2 separate regions of the Homo sapiens genome follow, and region 2 is linked to region 1. Evidence: read pairs that join two places in POLR2A ChIA-PET (ENCODE). Cell type or tissue: A673. All regions are shown on one strand. Each heading gives the region's core, and the rest is flanking DNA. Links, peaks and the distances in the headings are about the cores only.

Region 1 (8,331 bases), core at 81-8,080:
CCAACTCAGGCCAACTCAGCAGCTATCCTAGTTTCAGAACTCCCCTGGGGGTCTGCCAAAGCCTCCCATGACTGCAGCACAGACTGACTTCTCCCTCTTCCCACCCCTGCTTCCCTTTCCCCATAGGACTTGATTCTCAAAGGCTCTCTAATAAACTTTCTGCACTAATCAATAATCGCATTTCTGAGTCAGCTCAAAGGGAACCAATCCATGAAACAAACTGAGATTTGAGCCCGGGCGCAAGCTGCTAACTCTGGATTTAGTTTCTTGTGTCTTCTCTAACCCCAGAAACCCCAGGTACATGTGTGGTGCGTCCACCATGCTCTTGGCCCACGAAACCTAACCCCTAGGGAGACAGTGTGTTTATTGTCAGGCTGAAGATACTCCTTAAAGAGAAGAGTGATCACACAGTCCCTTCCACAGCTTTGCCCGTGGTCCCATCTGGATTCAGCCTCTTCTGGCCAAGGCCTGCCATCCATCACAATAGAGCATGCCATGTTCATGGCCCTTTAACAGCTGCAGAATGGCTGTTTATGACTTCAGGCTGCACAGCATATCTCCCTCCTGGAAGCCTTCTATGTTCTTCTGGGTCCCCAAGGCTTTCTGCCATAAGGAGTCTTGTGGCTCATTTCTGAAAAGTCCCAGCTGCTCTGCTTAGGGGTGGGTGAGAGGATGGGACGCTTCTGTCACCGAGGCCAGGAGTCTTGTTAGGCCAGATGGGGGTAAAAGGCCCAGAGAGGTGACATGGCTTTCCCAAGGTCAAGTCAGGAGCAGGGCAGGAACTAGAACATAGTTCTGTATTCTCTCTGCTTCACTCCATCACCTCTCCCAAACCCTTAGGGTTTGCCTCTGCTAAAATCTAGACTGAGATACAGAGAGAAGGGGACTGATCTGTCCTGCAGACCTCAGAGACTGGGGACTCTGAAACACCAGCCAGGCACAGTGGTGTGGGCCTGTAGTCCCAGCTACTTGGGAGGCTGAGGTGGGAGGATCACTTAAGGCCAGAAGTTGAAATCCAGCGTGGACAACATAGTGAGACCCTATCTCTGACAAAAAAAAAAAAAAAAGGAAAGAAAGAAAAGAAAAGAGCTATAGGGATAAAAAGAGGGATTAATGGGAAATCTGTAAACAGTTTGGCCCCTGCCAACCCCACCTCCCATTCTGGATGGTAGGAAGGTTTGGGATAGGTGACTATTCTCTGTACTGATGTGCAGCCATTAGTATGATAAAAATGTTTTAAATTCTTTTAACTCAATACTGGTTGTTCTTGTGCTTTAATCTTAGACCCAGAACCATTTGTAAAGGGTAAAAGGAAGAACTGTATTATTTATTTATTTTATTTATTAGAGACAGGGGTCTCACTGTGTTGTCCAGGCTGGTCTTGAACTGCTGGACTCAAGTGATCCTCCCACCTCAGCTTCTGGAGTAGCTGGGATTATAGGTGCAAACCACCACGCTTGGCTACTTGTATTTATTGTAAACACAAGAACCCAATCATCATCATTCTATTCAGCTGGAGTTAGAATATGTGCAAACTGTTCAAACATTCAGCCCTAGGATTCTTCTAAGCTGGCCAGTAGAGAACATCAGTGGATATTATCTGGGAATTTAGTCCTGTATAGTTACAGTTTCTTCTATCACTGGGCAATAGAAAACCCCAACAAGAAGCCAAATATGACTCAATTAAATTTCTCCAGTACTTATTTAAAAAAAGAAGAAAAGAAAAAAGAAACTGAAGACTATTGCAGTAATGTGATATGCATTATATCTGGATCCTTGGAGTATATGAATTATCTTGTGTCAATTTCTGTGGCAGAGGAAAAATAAATTGTATAATAACAAAAAAAAAAAACCTTTCCCCCAAGAGACCAATGTTTGGACAGAAAAGTCAATATAGACCAGCAATCAAACCCTTCCTTCTCCCAGCTATGTAGTGACACTGATACTCTGTTGCACATTTCTGCAAGGCTGTTGGATTTGGTGGAATTTGAAACCTCCTGAATTTTGTGGACATGTAAGCATTCCAAAAATAGAGACAGATGTCACTCTTCTAGGTCCTTCTAGAGACGACCTATGTGGCATTTAAGGAGAAAATGAGTGTTTCATCTCCATCTGCTGCACGGAGTACCATTAGGGAGAGCTGGATCAAACGTCAGGGTTAGTGGTGATTCGGCCCATGAGCTGTGGAAGAAAAGAAAACCTCCACCATAGCATATGCTGACAAATTATGCAAATGCCTTATTTTCCTGTTTATTCATCCAACTTAAGACGCTGCACACACAACTCAGTAAACGGGATCATAACACCTGGTTGCTCAGGTCAAAAACTTATTCTTGAGTTCTCTTTCAACTCCTTCCCCATTATCAGCAGGTCCTTCCCTCTATCTACAAAACATCCAAATCTGTCCATTCCTCTCCATCTTCACTACTCTCACCCTAGCCAAAGCTACACTTCTCTCTCGTGGACTACTTGGCCTCTTAACTGGCGTCCCTGTTGTCATCTTTGCCTTTCCCCCATACAAGCTACACTATGGATCTTCACAGATTAAGTAAGATCATGGGATTCTGCAAACACCCTCCATTGCCTTCTCATTGCACTCAGAACAAAATCCAAGGCCCCCAAAGCCCTACACCTAGCCTCTGCCTACCTCTTGTCATACTACTCTCCTGCCACACAGGCCATTTTGCAATTCCTTGGACACGCTGATCTCTTTCTGCCCCCCTCCCCTAATGATCTTTGCATTGGCTGTTCCCTCTGTCTGGTCTTGCGCCAGGTCTTCAAAGTGCAGATCTTTACGATCGTGATGGTCTCAGCGGAAATGCATCCTTCCCTATCGCAGGTATCGCTCCGACTCCCATCACACTGACCTCCATTGAATTCAGGGATCTGCACCTGAAATTATCTTTATTTTACAGATAGGTTCTTAATGTGTTTCTGTCTCTTCCCACCAGAACGTGAGCTCCCCAAGAGCGGGCGCCTTGCCTCTGTCCACTCCAGCACCTCTGCACCTACAACGTCTGACGAAGAGGGGTTGTCGAAAGCTATTTGCTAAATGGGGCAATCCTGGGAGCTGACGGCCGCGGAACGGGCAATGAGAATACAAGGTGACAGGGACCGCGCGGGGCCCGGAGTCGCTCGGCGGGAGTCGGGGCCCGCCTCCTGCTGGAAGACGGGCAGCTCCCCACTCTCATTCCAGTTTTGCTTCTGAGGGGCTCAGGAGGGGCCGCAGCCTGTGCCCAGTCATCAACATCAACAATCTTATTAGTGGGCAGAAAGCCAAGAGGTGGCGTGGCCTGCCAGAAGAGACCGGGACCCGGGCAGGGACCGGAGCCGGGCCGGTCGGGTCCGGGTCCAGAACGTAGAGGCGGGCGGTGCGGGGAGGGGCCCAGGGCGGCCGGCCGAGCCGGGAGGACGGAGCTGGGGCGCGGCGGCTGGGGAGCCGGGACCGGCCTCGCCAACGCCGCGGCTTCGCTTCCGGGTGAGGGGCGGGCGGGCCGAGCAGTTCCGGGGCGGGCGGCGGTTCCGTCTGTGCGGGCCGCGCCGCGGCTGCTGGTCCCGGGCGCGCGGAGGGCGCGAGCGGCGCGCGGGGGCCGAGGGGGCGCGAGGCAGCGGCGCGGGGACTCCGGGCCCCGGCGGCGGCCCATGGGGCGGGAGGCGTGAGGCCGCTGCCTGTCCGGGGCTCGGGGGGTGGGGGGAGCGGGGCGGGGAGATGGATAAACTGACCATCATCTCAGGATGTCTCTTTCTGGCCGCCGATATCTTCGCCATCGCCAGCATCGCCAACCCGGACTGGATCAACACCGGGGAGTCTGCGGGTGAGCCGCTGGCGCGCCGGGCCGGGCGGGGGATTGGCTGAGGGCGACGCGAGAGAGGGGAGACCCGGACTGAGGAGAGGACGGGGTGGAGGGTCCCGGCCGGAGGCTAGCCTGAGGAGACCGGGGGCGGAGGGGAGACCCGGGCCGCGGAGGAAAGGGATGGAGGAGAGGAAGCCGCCGGGCGCCAGCGGGACCCCCGGGCTGAGGGGAGAGGCGCCCCAGGCCGGGTGAAAAGTGGCCGAGGAGACCTGGGCTGGGCTGGCAAGTCCCGGACCGGGGAGGAGGGGAGCAGCCCTCCGATGTGAGGGATCGCAGAGGAATGAGCTTCGTTCTGGATTAAAAAAAAAAAAAAAAAAGTCAAGGTGGGAGACGGGAGGAAACTGAGGCTCCTGCAAGGGAATTAGAAACCAGGCGGAGAGGCTAGGGCTGAGAGTGAGGCAGCCTGCGGGGCAGTGCGGGAGCCACTAGAGAGCTGGTGGGCGAGGGGAGGCCGAGAGGGATCAGGTCCGACCCCAGACCCTCCACCACCAGAGGAAGCTGCGGCCGGGGGCGAGCCCGGGCTGCGGGCGCTGACCCCACCAGGCAGGGTGAATGGTGGGTGCTGGGAGAGCTGGTGGGGTTGGTGGGAGTGGGGGGCGCCGGATTGGAGCCCCTCTGCACCGCCGCCCCCGCCCATCCCCTGCCCGCTTGGCAATGTTTGAGAAGCTTGTGGCTTCGGATTTTCCCTTTGAAGTGTGTATGTGGTTATAATTCTGCTTTATTTTAGGCCCGGGAGCTATAATACTACTAATAATAAACCTCATTTTATGGAGCGTCTTTCATTCCAGCGCATCACAAAAACGCTGGAGAGCTCTTAATAGTAGTTACAAAATTAAATAACACATTACAGTTGCAGGCAGCCCGGCAGCGGGAGCAGTGCTTGCTGTACCACCACGGAGCTGTGGGCGGGAGAGGCAAGGTGGTGCCCTCGGGAAAGAGGCGGGCATCTTTCTGAAGGGTACCCCAGGTGAATGCGCTTCCAAGATTTTTCTCAGCTTGGGCCACTTCTTTCCCTGTTACCTCTTCTCCCTCCCCTCTTCCCCCGCCTCTCTTTCTCCCTCTCTCCCAGACCTGTGAGACCAAACCTTAATTAATGTAAACAGCTGTCAGGAGAGCTGCTCCGATTTAAGGAATGGTCTTGTTTTTTAACTGCTTGTTCAGTGCAGGTGAAGGAACTTTTGGAGGGTTGGGAATGTCAAGCTCCCTCCATGGATAATTTCTTATAAAAATGCGGCCGGGCGCGGTGGCTCACGCCTGTAATCCCAGCACTTTGGGAGGCCGAGGCGGGCGGATCAGGAGGTCAGGATTTCGAAACTAGCCTGACCAACATGGCGAAACCCCGTCTCTACTAAAAATACAAAAAAAAAAAAAAAAAAAAAAAAAAAAAAAAAGAGAATTAGCCGGGCATGGTGGCGTGCACCTGTAATCCCAGCTACTCAGGAGGTGAGGCAGGAGAATCGCTTGAACCCGGGAGGCAGAGGTTGCAGTGAGCTGAGATTGCGCTACTGCACTCCAGCCTGGGCGACAGAGCGAGACTCTGTCTCAAAAAAAAGAAAAAGAAAAGCATCACTGTGCTGTCAAAACTTAATTTTTAAGTATTACTTATGGTTCTGTATTTATCCTGCAATATTTTTAGCTCTTAGAAAAAAAGTGGTAGCTGGGACATTTGTTGCTTCCTCCTCCCTCCCTTCTCTCCCCCAATCTAGACCTAGTAACACAAAATCATGCTGTCATATTCACTGGTTATTAAAATAACACTCTAAAAATTCTGCTACTTTTCTTGCCCATAGAGTTTTAGCAGAACTCTTAATTGTAAAAGATATGAAGAATCAGGATGGTTTCGAATTTGGTGGTACTATGGGCTTTGTTTATGAAAATATTGTTGCTGCCCGACAACTTAACACGGTTACATGTATGACATCCAGTTCGTGACCTGTTGATGTTTTTATCCTACTTACATGTGTATTGACTCCTTTTATGAGACTTTCAGGCTTCACGTACTTAGGGGAAAAGGGGTTTCGGTGCTGTAGCAGAAGGAATCTTTTTACAAAGAAGTTTTAGATAGAATCCCAATAGATAAAATAGACTAAATGACCATGCAAAAGATATAGTTGAAAGAGAAGAATTGTTACATATAAAAGAGAAGAAAGATAAGTGATAGCATAACGTTCCTAAGATGGAAAAGGGCATAGCCGGGCGTGGTGGCTCATGCCTGTAATCCCAGCACTTTGGGAGGCCAAGGCGGACGGATCACCTGAGGACAGGAGTTTGAGACCATCCTGGCCAACATGATGAAACCCTGTCTCTACTAAAAATACAAAGAAGTTAGCCGGGCGCGGTGGTGCATGCCTGTCATCCCAGCTACTCGGGAGGCTGAGGCAAGAGAATTGCTTGAACTTGGGAGGCGGAGGTTGCAGTGAGCCAAGATCACGCTACTGCACTCTGGCCTGGGCGACAGAATGGTACTCCGTCTTAAAAAGAAAACAGAAAAAAAAAAAAAAAGGGCAAGCTCCTCTTGTATTCAGAAGAAAGCAAGGATAGAATGAGTATAACTCTTTAAAATTTGGAGGCAAAATTGGCTGTGAGTTGCCATGGAGATAGGAGCAATGGATGTCCAAGGTCTGAGGAAATAGAAACTGTTCGAAATAATTGCAGAGAAAGCTTGCCAACGGTGATAAGTAGGTTTGTCTAGCAGCACTGATGCGTCGTGGAAGTTGATGGTCATGAACATACAGTGTGATAACCTATCTGCCCTCTTGACCTTTTCTAGTAGTGCTATGTCATTTTGGTACTAAGGTAGGTGAATTTTCCAAGTGTTCTTGGAAATAAGGAAACATCAAGAATAATGTAAAAGCCTCATATACAATAATGAATAATAAAGAATAATGTGAAGGCTTCATTCAAGGTTGGGGTTTGCCAGATACATTGCAACAAAATGACAGAGCAGCCAAGGTATTTAGGATAGTGGCCAAAGTATTGTAATGATGGCTTATGGAGTGTCAGCTGGATAAAGAGTGAAAATGAATAAAAACTAATGGATTGTTCAGTCGAATAGCAGATGGTACAATGGTACATGGCCAGTAGAATAGGGGACCCAATAAAATTGAAGACCAGTCAGAGTGGGAGTGATCAATCCAGCAAAGTGGAATGGCAGGGGATCGTAGGCACAAGGTCCAGAGTGTAACAGTGACAATGTGTGGCTGATGTGGGATCGAGGAAGTGATTGTTTTTTTTCTAAAAGTTTTCCTTGCCATCTCAGGATACCACTCCGTTAAATATTATGGCTAGAAAGAGGAATAAGAGATACTAGGAACATAGGAAATTTTTAAAATTCTTATCTAGCATGTATTTCTTACCTTACATATGTCAGGCAGTAAACCCCCCAAAACATAAAACGAATGGGACAGTATGTTCCTTGGTTTACCGTTGTGCTTGAGCTTGTATGCTGTACAGTCTCACCTGAGCAGGCAGATGTAGTCCTGAGTTAAAAAAAAAAAAAAAAAAAGTGCAGAGTTACACCTTCCAAATCAATGAAACATTTACAAGAAGTTCAAGTAAGATCTCAGTGGTGACAGGTCTAGCTTATTTCAAGAGCTGCACAAAAGCCACTTAACCTGGCAACAAAAAGTTAATGTGTTGGTTCCCTTTGGTGTATTATATTCAGTCTATTAAAGTTTTGATTGTGATGTTTTCATTGCAGTTTTTATACCGGATAAAATGTATTTTAGAAGTAGAACTTTTGGAGCTGAAATAGTCTGCAGAATGTAGCTTGAAAACCACGGCAGTGAACTACTAAGGGAAAGTTTCAGAATTCAAGTCTAGACTTCATCACTTCGTAGCTCTGTAGCTTTAGGGCAGGTTCTTTAGCCTCTCTTTGTCTCCGTTTCCTCCTGTGTAAAGTAGGGATAATAAAAGTATCCATCTCACTGGGATATTTTGATAATTAACTGAGTTAACCCATGTCAAACATTTAGAACAGTACCTGACACACAGTAAATGCTCAATAAAAATTACATATTGTTATATTGCTGTTCTAGTTTATAAGAACAGGTGTCAGAATCCAGTTTTGAAATGAAAGCCCAGAACTGTGAGAAATGATGTTTTTCTCTATTAGATGTTCTAGGAAATAAGGAAACATCAAGAATAATACAGCCATGCTTAGAACAAGTTAAATATATGTCCCTCTTGGCTTTGGACTTTCTCTGTCACTTCCGTGCTGTTCTTCCTCTTCCAGTCTCTCCATACTCTAATCTCTGTTCTCAGCTTCTACTTGAACTACCATAGAAGGAATAGAAAAAAAAAAAAAAAAAAGAGTAACTTCCTGAAGTCCCTATTGATAAACTGTTACTATAAGATTATGGACCATACTTTGGACAGCAGAGTTTTTCATGTTTTTATTGTCTTGGTCTAGATACAGAGAAAGTACATCCCTTTTATTTTCACCTGTGTGATTAACATTTCATCTACTTCTTGTAAT
Region 2 (8,331 bases), core at 40-8,039, 91 kb after region 1:
GTGAGGAGGGATGCTACTGATATCTAATAGGTAGAGGCCAGGATGCTGCTAAACATCCTGCAATGCATAGGACGGCCCCCACAGCAAAGAATGATCCGGTCCAAGAGTCAAAGTGTTGAAGTTGAGAAAGCTTTATCTTGTTCACCATTGTATCCTCAGCACCAAGCACAATGCCTGATACCTGGCAGGTGTTCAATAAGTATTTACTGAATGAATTAATTAAAGAAGAGTTGGCTGAGCACAGTGGCTCACTCTTATAATCCCATGACTTAGGGAGGCTGAGGAGGATCTCTTGAGGCCAGGAGTTCGAGGCTGCCATAAGTTATGTTAGCACCACATTACTTCAGCTTTGGTGACAGAGCAAGACCTTGTCAATAAAATTTTAAAAATGGCCGGGCGTGGTGACTCACATCTCTAATCCCAGCCTAGGTGGGAGGATCACTTGAGCCCTAGAGTTCGAGACCATCCAAAGCAACATAGTGAGACCCCGTCTCTACAGTAAACAGAAAGATTAGCTGGGCATAGTGGCTTGTGCCTGTAGTCCCAGCTACTTGGGAGATTGAGGTGGGAGGATTGCTTGAGCCTGGGAGGTCAAGGCTACAGTGAGCCATGATTGGGCCACTGTACTCCAGCCTGGGCAACTAAGTGAGACCCTATCTCAAAAAAAAATTAAACATGTAGAAAAAGAAGCATTGTGCTGAATATAGATACCCCCCAAAACTATTGTCTGTATGCCACATTTATCCTGTTTTCTGGTATTCTTTTCTTCTTTAGGAAAATAAGCATTGGGTGTTTTGCAATGGCTACACAAACTAGTCATGTCTTCCATGGTCAAGAAAATATGTTTCTGGAAAACCATTGGTAAGCATAGTTCTCTGATTTTTTTTTTTTTTTTTTTTGAGGCAGATTCTCGCACTGTCTCCCAGGCTGGAGTGCAGTGGCACAATCTAGGCTCACTGCAAGCTCTGCCCTCCGGGTTCATGCCATTCCCCTGCCTCAGCCTCCCGAGTAGCTGGGACTACAGGTGCCCACCATCATACCCAGCTGATTTTGTGTATTTTTAGTAGAGACAGGGTTTCACCGTGTTAACCAGGATGGTCTCGATCCCCTGACCTCATGATCCGCCCGTCTCGGCCTCCCAAAGTGCTGGGATTACAAGCGTGAGCCACCGTGCCTGGGCTAGTTCTCTGATTTTGCAAACGAAAACAGCAACAGCATTTTGCTCATGGGAGCTGAGGGTGAGACTGGGTAAATGGTCATTGAATCTTCTTATAGCCACCTGAGGGCTTTAGTTATCTAAATAATAAAATATCTCATGGAACTGGAGTCCACATTTTATCAGGACTCTGCAGGAATCCTTCTCAGTTACTGCACAGAAAAATGTTTCTAGAATCCTTGTAGGGACTAGGGCAAAGAGAGGAGGCACTGGGGGTATCAAACCTATGCCCAGTGCTGGGGCATTGATCAAATTACTTTATGTTTTGTAGCATTAGGAGAAACACTGGCAGAGATTCAAAGAAGCCACTAAAGCAGAAGAATATGAATGGACTTGGGCAAAATTCGGACAATGGATTATTGGTTACACATGTTAACCAGACACAGGACTTACTGGTAAAGACCATGGCACTTTAACTGGGTCGTGATACTACAAATCATTCAGAGAATGCACAGTGTGTTAAATTCTGGGGATTTCTTCCTTCTCATAGGATTCTAGGACTGAAAAAGGAGTAATTAAGCATTTATCTCTAATCCTCTGCCTTCAGAAATGACTGAAGAATCTCTATACTGTTTATATAGAAATTGTTTAGCCTATTTGGCCATGTCACTAAATATTCAGGAGCATGTGAAGACTCTGATCATGTTATCAAGGCCTGAAGTCTTAAGCATTTGATTCTAAAATTCCCCTTCCTGAGATTTGCTTTGCTTTTGAGATTCCCTGAAATCGAGATTCAGAAATCCATTTCAGGAAGTGCTGTTGGACAAATGGGGTATGATAGGAGAATAAACCTCTGACCAGACTACGATTTTAGGCTGACCTTCAATGTGCCTTCCCAAGAGGGTGAGTGGATTGTCTAGAACTCAGAATTCATTCTACCAGGGACACAGTGGCAATCAGTGGTTGCCATGTTCAAGCAAGGCTAGTGCACAACCATGTACCTAACCCACACTAGAGTTTAAATATGATACCTTTGAAATGATAGTCAAAAACAATACAGGTATAATGCTGGCAATTAAACAATCAGAAAAATACTCATGATTTACTTAGGTTCTGGCACTTACAGGAAAGCAAGCTTAATTAAAGGAGACGAGGAAAGGTTGATAGAGTTTTGAGATTCTGAAGAAGTCTTGTAATGGGTTCAGATGTTGATGACATGCATCTTTCCTCTAATTTTATATGAAAATGCATGACTTCCCAGGTGTAGACAGGATCATTCTTATATTTATCAGCCACAGCTGGGGCCTCCTTTGCCTTGCAGATGAACCTGAAGGAAAGAGGGAAAGGATTGCTCCAACACGAAGATCTTACCATTCTCTATGCAAATGAACTAGTAGAGTTACATAATTAGCATGGCCTAAAGTCAAAATCCATAATGTGTTTAATAGTGTATCTTCAAGTATGAATAATACAAAATCTGTGTCCTAAAACATGACATCATTTGAAAAGCAACACAGATGGAAGAAAGGTGAATTATTAAGTCCACCATGCTCACCAGGCACGGTCGTTCACATCTGTAATCTCAGCACTTTGGGAGGCCTAGATGAGAGGATCGCTTGAGTCCCGAAGTTTGAGGCCAGCCTGGGCAACATGGTGAAACCCTGTTTCCACAAAAAAAAAAAAAAAAAAAAAAAAAAATACACAAATTAGTGAGGTGTGGTGGCACGTGCCTATAGTCCCAGCTAATTGGGAGGTCTAGGAAGGAGGATCACTTGAGCCTGGGAAGCTGAGGCTGCAGTAAGCTGAGATTGTGGCACTGCACTCCAGCATGGGCAATAAAATGAGACCCTGTCTCAAAAGAAAAAAAAAAAAGTACCATGCTCGGTGTTTCCAACCAGGGGGAGGGTTGAGTCTGAAAGGTGAGAAGAGTGACATCTAGTGTCCATGTGATAGAGAGCTGTATTTCCCTAGATATGCGACAGGGACCTATGATTTTAGGTGCCTTTCAAGGGCAGGACATTTGTTAGCACAGAATCACATAATGAGAAAGTAATCTTGCCCGTCAGTCCTCTCACTCCTTCATGGAGGTGGTCACAGTTTGGTGCTAGTTTAGAGGGACAACATAGTGCCATGGTTAGAAGCATGACTTGAGCTTTACAGCCTGGGTTTGAATTCCACATCTGCCACTTTCTAGCTGGATGACCTTGGACTGATTACCTAAATTATCTGTACCTCAGTTCCCTGGTCAGCAAGATGGGGTTATCATAATGGAACCCACTTTGTAAAATTAAATGAGTTAACGTACGGAAAGTGCTTAACATGTAATAAGTGCTATCTAAGTATTTGCAGTAATTATGAGAGTGTTTTTCACACTTCTTCAACACTTGCTAATTTCCCTTTGAGACAGACAGCCCAGCAGGCCTCAGGCACAGAACTTAAGTCAAGGTCGCTTGAGCCCAGAACTTCGAAGCTGCAGTGAGCTATGATCACACCGCTGCACTCCAGCCTGGGTGACAGAGTGAGGCCCTGTCTCTAACACGGACAAACCAGGGGGCTGGGTACAGCAGCCCATGCCTGTAATCCCAGCACTTTGGGAGGCCAAGGCTGGTGGATCACTTGAGGTCAGGAGTTTGAGACCAGCCTGGCCAAAATGCCAAAACCCTGTCTCTACTAAAAATACAAAAATTAGCCAAGCGTGGTGGTGCATGCCTGTAATCCCAGCTACTCGGGAGGCAGAGGCAGGAGAATCACTTGAACCTGGGAGGCAGAGGTTGCAGTGAGCCAAGATCATTCCACTGCACTCTAGCCTTGGTGACAAGAGCGAAACTCCGTCTCAAAAAAAAAAAAAGATAGGGTCAGTCTGAGTTGGCGCCCGTTGGGTATCTGTGTGAAGGGAACCTCTTCCTTCCCTCTCTTTCCACTTCACGGTTTGACTCTGGCTTTTGTCTTGCAGAGGCTGCAGGGGAGTGAGACCCAGTCTTCAGATTGGGAGGACTCTGAAGACTGGCTTTCGGCTCACAGTTTAAAATGTCAGAAACTCACCTTGGCTGACCTGATAAGCCAGGGCACAGAAGTGCTGTAAGTCTGAAGCTGTTCCCCGCACCCCCCACAGCTGCAGTGACACATGCAACCCCCTGGGCCCGAGAGATCCCCTCATAAGGCTTTGCTTCTTCAGGGAGGAGGGCACCAATGTCGTGCAGAAAATATGTTTCTCCACCCAGATCATCCGCCATTTTGAGTCAAAGCTTTCTGAGTAAGTATGTTTCTCACTGTCCTCCCAACACCACAGAACTCAAGAATTATGTCATTTCAGTCCGGGCATGGTGGCTTATACCTGTAATCCCAGTACTTTGGGAGGCCGAGGCAGGTGGATCACTTGAGGTCAAGAGTTTGAAACCAGGCTGGCCAACATGGTGAAATCCTGTCTCTACTAAAAATATTTTTTTAAAAAATTAGCCAGTCCTGGTGGTGCATGCCTGTATCCCAGCTACCCTGTAGTCTGAGGCAGGAGAATCGCTTGAACTCGGGAGGTGGAGGTTCCAGTGAGCTAAGAACACACCATTGCACTCCAGCCTGGGCAACAAGAGCATAACTCTGTCTCAAAAAAAAAAAAAAGAAAGGAAAAAGAAAAAGAAAGAATTATGTCATTTCAGTAGCCTGGAAGTAACTTTGTTCAAACAGCAATCTCTGTGGGACCTTGGGCAATAGAGTGGGACCCTGTCTCAAAAAAAAAAAAAAAAAAAAGGAAAAACTACCACTCAGGGAGATGAGCATGTCTCTTCCCACTTCTAGCCCCAATTTCCCCTTTTCTCAAATAGAAAGGTTGGACCAGATCAGTGTCTCTCAGCCTTTTCAAATCCATAGTCTAGGGCCAGGCATGGTGGTCCATGCCTATAATCCTAGCGCTTTGAGAGACCAAGGTGGGAGGATCACTTGAGCCCAGAAGTTCGAGGCTGCAGTGAGCTATGATCACACCACTGCACTCTAGCCTGGGCAACAAAATAAGACCCTATCTCTAAAAAAATATAAAATGAAATCCATAGTCCCTTGGATGACACAGCTTCATCTGGTGTTTAATGGTTAAGAGTAATGACTTTCAATGTCAAATTGATTGCGTTCATAACTTTGCAAATATATGCCAAAAACATGCATGCATCCCCACTCCTAAACCAGATTTTGATAGCACATGTGTATTAGTCCATTTTCATGCTGCTGATAAAGACATACCCGAGACTGGGCAATTTACAGAAGAAAGAGGTTTAATGGACTCACAGTTCCACATGGCTGGGGAGGCCTCACATTCATGGCAGAAGATGAAGGAAGAGCAAAGGGACATCTTACAAGGCAGCCAGGAAAGAGAGAATGAGAATCAAGAGAAAGGGGTTTCCCCTTATAAAACCATCACTCTCAAGCCAGTTAACCAAAAGTCAATTGCTGAATGGCCATTCATGGAATGACCAGTTGCTCAAATTTCTCAAAACCATTTAACTGTAGAATTTATAGTAACTTTTATTAGGTTGGAAGCTTAAACAGGTTTTAAAGAATTCTGCAATGTCTTGGTTTATCAGTTTTAATTGTGAATCCAGTATTTTAAGGAATGTTCAAGTCTATTTAGCTAACTGGTCATTTGGCAAATTGATTTTCAGAGGACTGGCTTTCAGTAAATTGACTTTTAGCAAATTGACTTGGATAGAATCCTGTTGTTACCTTCATGTTGGAGATGGTGAAACTGGGGCTCAGAAAGGTTACCACACCTGTCCAAGGTCACACAGCTAGTAGATGGCAGAGCTGTATCTCAAACACAAACATATTTTATTATAAAGCTCATCTTCAGCTGGGCACAAGTGGCTCACACCTGTAATCACTTTGGGAGGTCAAGGCAGGAGGATCGCTTGAGTTCAGGAGTTCAAGACCAGCCTGGGAAAAATGATGAAACCCCAACTCTACAAAAAATATAAAAATTAGCCAGGTGTGGTGGTGTGCATCTATAGTTCCAGCTACTTAAAGGCTGAGGTGAGAGGATCACCTGAGCCAAGGGAGGTTGAAGCTGCAGTGAGCCATGATCGTACCACTGCACTCCAGCCTGGGCAACAGAGTGAGACCCTGTCTCAAATAAAAAGAAGAAGAAGATAAAAATAAAGCTCATCTTCTTAGCTCTATTCATAACTCATGTATCCCTTATGACTCTATCTACCACCCACTGCCCCATGATCTCATTTCCAAAGACCTTTTTTGTCCCTCTCTAGGCCCCCAAATCTCACCTGCCCCCAGTAAGAACAAGTCAATTAAATTAAAGTGACCTAGTCCTTACCTTGTGCATATGATATATGCTAGTCTTCAACCAGTCATTGCAAGCCAGGCATGCAATAAGGCAAGTTCAAGAAGGTCCCCCAGCTACTTTTCAGAAACTAGGTTTTTTGTTAATCAATCCAGTAGAAACGATTGCTTAACTGCCTCTGTTGTGCCTTTATGATCAGTTTCCAGGAGACTAGGAACAATTCCTTCTGAGAAGACACAGATTTGAGCAAGTGCAAGGGTGGTCTTCCAACTTTCTCGTAAGAACACCCTCCCCCACCCTCCACAGACCTGCCCTCACCGGGCAGAGTGAGCACAGAGTGAGTGAGCTATGTGGAGAAAGGAGACGAGGTTACATGAGCAGGTTGAAGTCTGGGAGGGCCTGATTCCACCCCTTGATCCACCAAACCGTTGTCATTTATCCTGTGCACTGTGTCACCAATAGAGCAGCACCTATACACTCGATCCCTTTCACAATCTCCTTATACCTAGTGCCCTGGCAAACAAGTATCTTCAGTTTTGTCTTTCCTCGATTGTGCCCAGGCTTGAGTGCAGTGGAACAATCATAACTCCATGCAGCCTTGAACTCCTGGGCTCAAGTGATCCTCCCACCTCAGCCTCCTGAGTAGCTGGGACTACAGGCATGCACCACCATACCCAGCAAATTTTTTTATTTTTTGTAGAGACAGGGTTTCACTAGGTTGCTTAAGCTGGTCTTGAACTCCTGGCCTCAAGTGATCCTCCCACGTCAGGCTCCTGAGTAGCCACGACTACAGGCGTGCACTACAGTGCACCTAAAAGGTTCACCACCTTCTTCCAAGAACCTATGCACATTAAAAAAAAAAACAATTATTCATACCTGCCTTTTGTGTATGTAAGTGGCTGTTGCTCAGTGATGACGCTGGCCTTGGGTGATGAGTCTTTCTGATGTCTTGACAGCACTATTGAAGTCTATCAAGAGAGAATTCAGTGGCTCACAGAAAACAGCAAGAAGGTAACGGGCATAGATTTCATTCTTTGCCCCCTTTCACTCATTCCATTTGTATTTGTTAGAACCCTTTCAGTTGCAAATGTAGACCTCCAATATAAATTGCTTAAGCTAAAAAAAGGCATTTACTAACCTAAGTAAATGAAAACCCCAGCCACAGCTGGATCCAGGTGCTCAGATGATGTCACCTCTATGCCTGTGGGCTCTGCTTTCCTGAGTTGGTTTTATTCTCAGGACATCTCTCTTCAGGCATAGGAAGGTGGTGATCAGCAGCTCCAGTAAAAAGGAACTTCACTTCCTGTTCCCTGCACAACTTCCAAATCCTGGGACTGACTCTCATTGACCAATTTACACCAATCATCATAGCCAAGGAGATGAAATATACTATCACTATTTGACTAGGCCTGGAACTAGTGCTGACTTCTGGGGCAAAAATAAAATAAAATAAAAGACAGGGGGGAAGGGGAAAGAGACTGGATTAGCCCCCCAGCCCTCATGGACTGAAAAAGAGAGACAGATGGTTGCATGTGGAAGGCCAGAGCACTGTTACCAGAAGGGGGAATGGGTGCTGGGCAGGTGAGAATGCAGATGTGCACTGGGCATTTGACTTTAGACCCGCAATGAGATTTAGAAGACTAAGGCTGATCATCTGGATATCACTTTTCTTAAAAGTTTGATTAAGGGCTGGGCATGGTGGCTCAGGCCTGTAATCCCAGCACATTGAGAGGCCTAGGTAGGTGGATCACCTGAGGTTGGGAGTTCAAGAGCAGCCTGGCCAACATGGTGAAACCTCATCTCTACTAAAAATACAAAAAATTACCTGGGCGTGGTCGTGCAAGCCTGCAATCCCAGCTATGCAGGAGGCTGAGGCAGGAAAATCGCTTGAACTCAG

The links. ChIA-PET counts read pairs that join two places held together with the same protein. Peaks named below come from ENCODE experiments on the same cell type or tissue, not always from the same donor. Only the 100,000 strongest peaks of a DNase experiment are listed, where the experiment ranks them.
Region 2: POLR2A ChIA-PET joins it to region 1 with 10 read pairs; 11 of 35 experiments call an interaction of 5 or more read pairs at or near these places.

Annotation. Positions count from the first base shown.
Region 1 is chr16:22,004,593-22,012,923 of GRCh38, forward strand. MOSMO (modulator of smoothened) reads left to right here and starts at 3,519. Exons shown (of 3, transcript NM_001164579.2): 1 at 3,519-3,815. The coding sequence starts at 3,710. RefSeq lists a silencer at 3,311-3,550. In A673, for the core only: a CTCF peak has its summit at 3,149 (motif pointing left); DNase peaks (open chromatin) are centred at 3,209 and 3,459; H3K4me3 peaks cover 2,187 bases; H3K27ac peaks cover 1,357 bases.
Region 2 is chr16:22,096,085-22,104,415 of GRCh38, forward strand. VWA3A (von Willebrand factor A domain containing 3A) reads left to right here. Exons shown (of 34, transcript NM_173615.5): 2 at 775-861; 3 at 1,488-1,611; 4 at 4,110-4,234; 5 at 4,332-4,409; 6 at 7,391-7,445. Among named protein-coding and RNA genes, the nearest start is that of VWA3A, 7.7 kb to the left of the region's middle. In A673, for the core only: a CTCF peak has its summit at 3,094 (motif pointing left); a DNase peak (open chromatin) is centred at 3,077.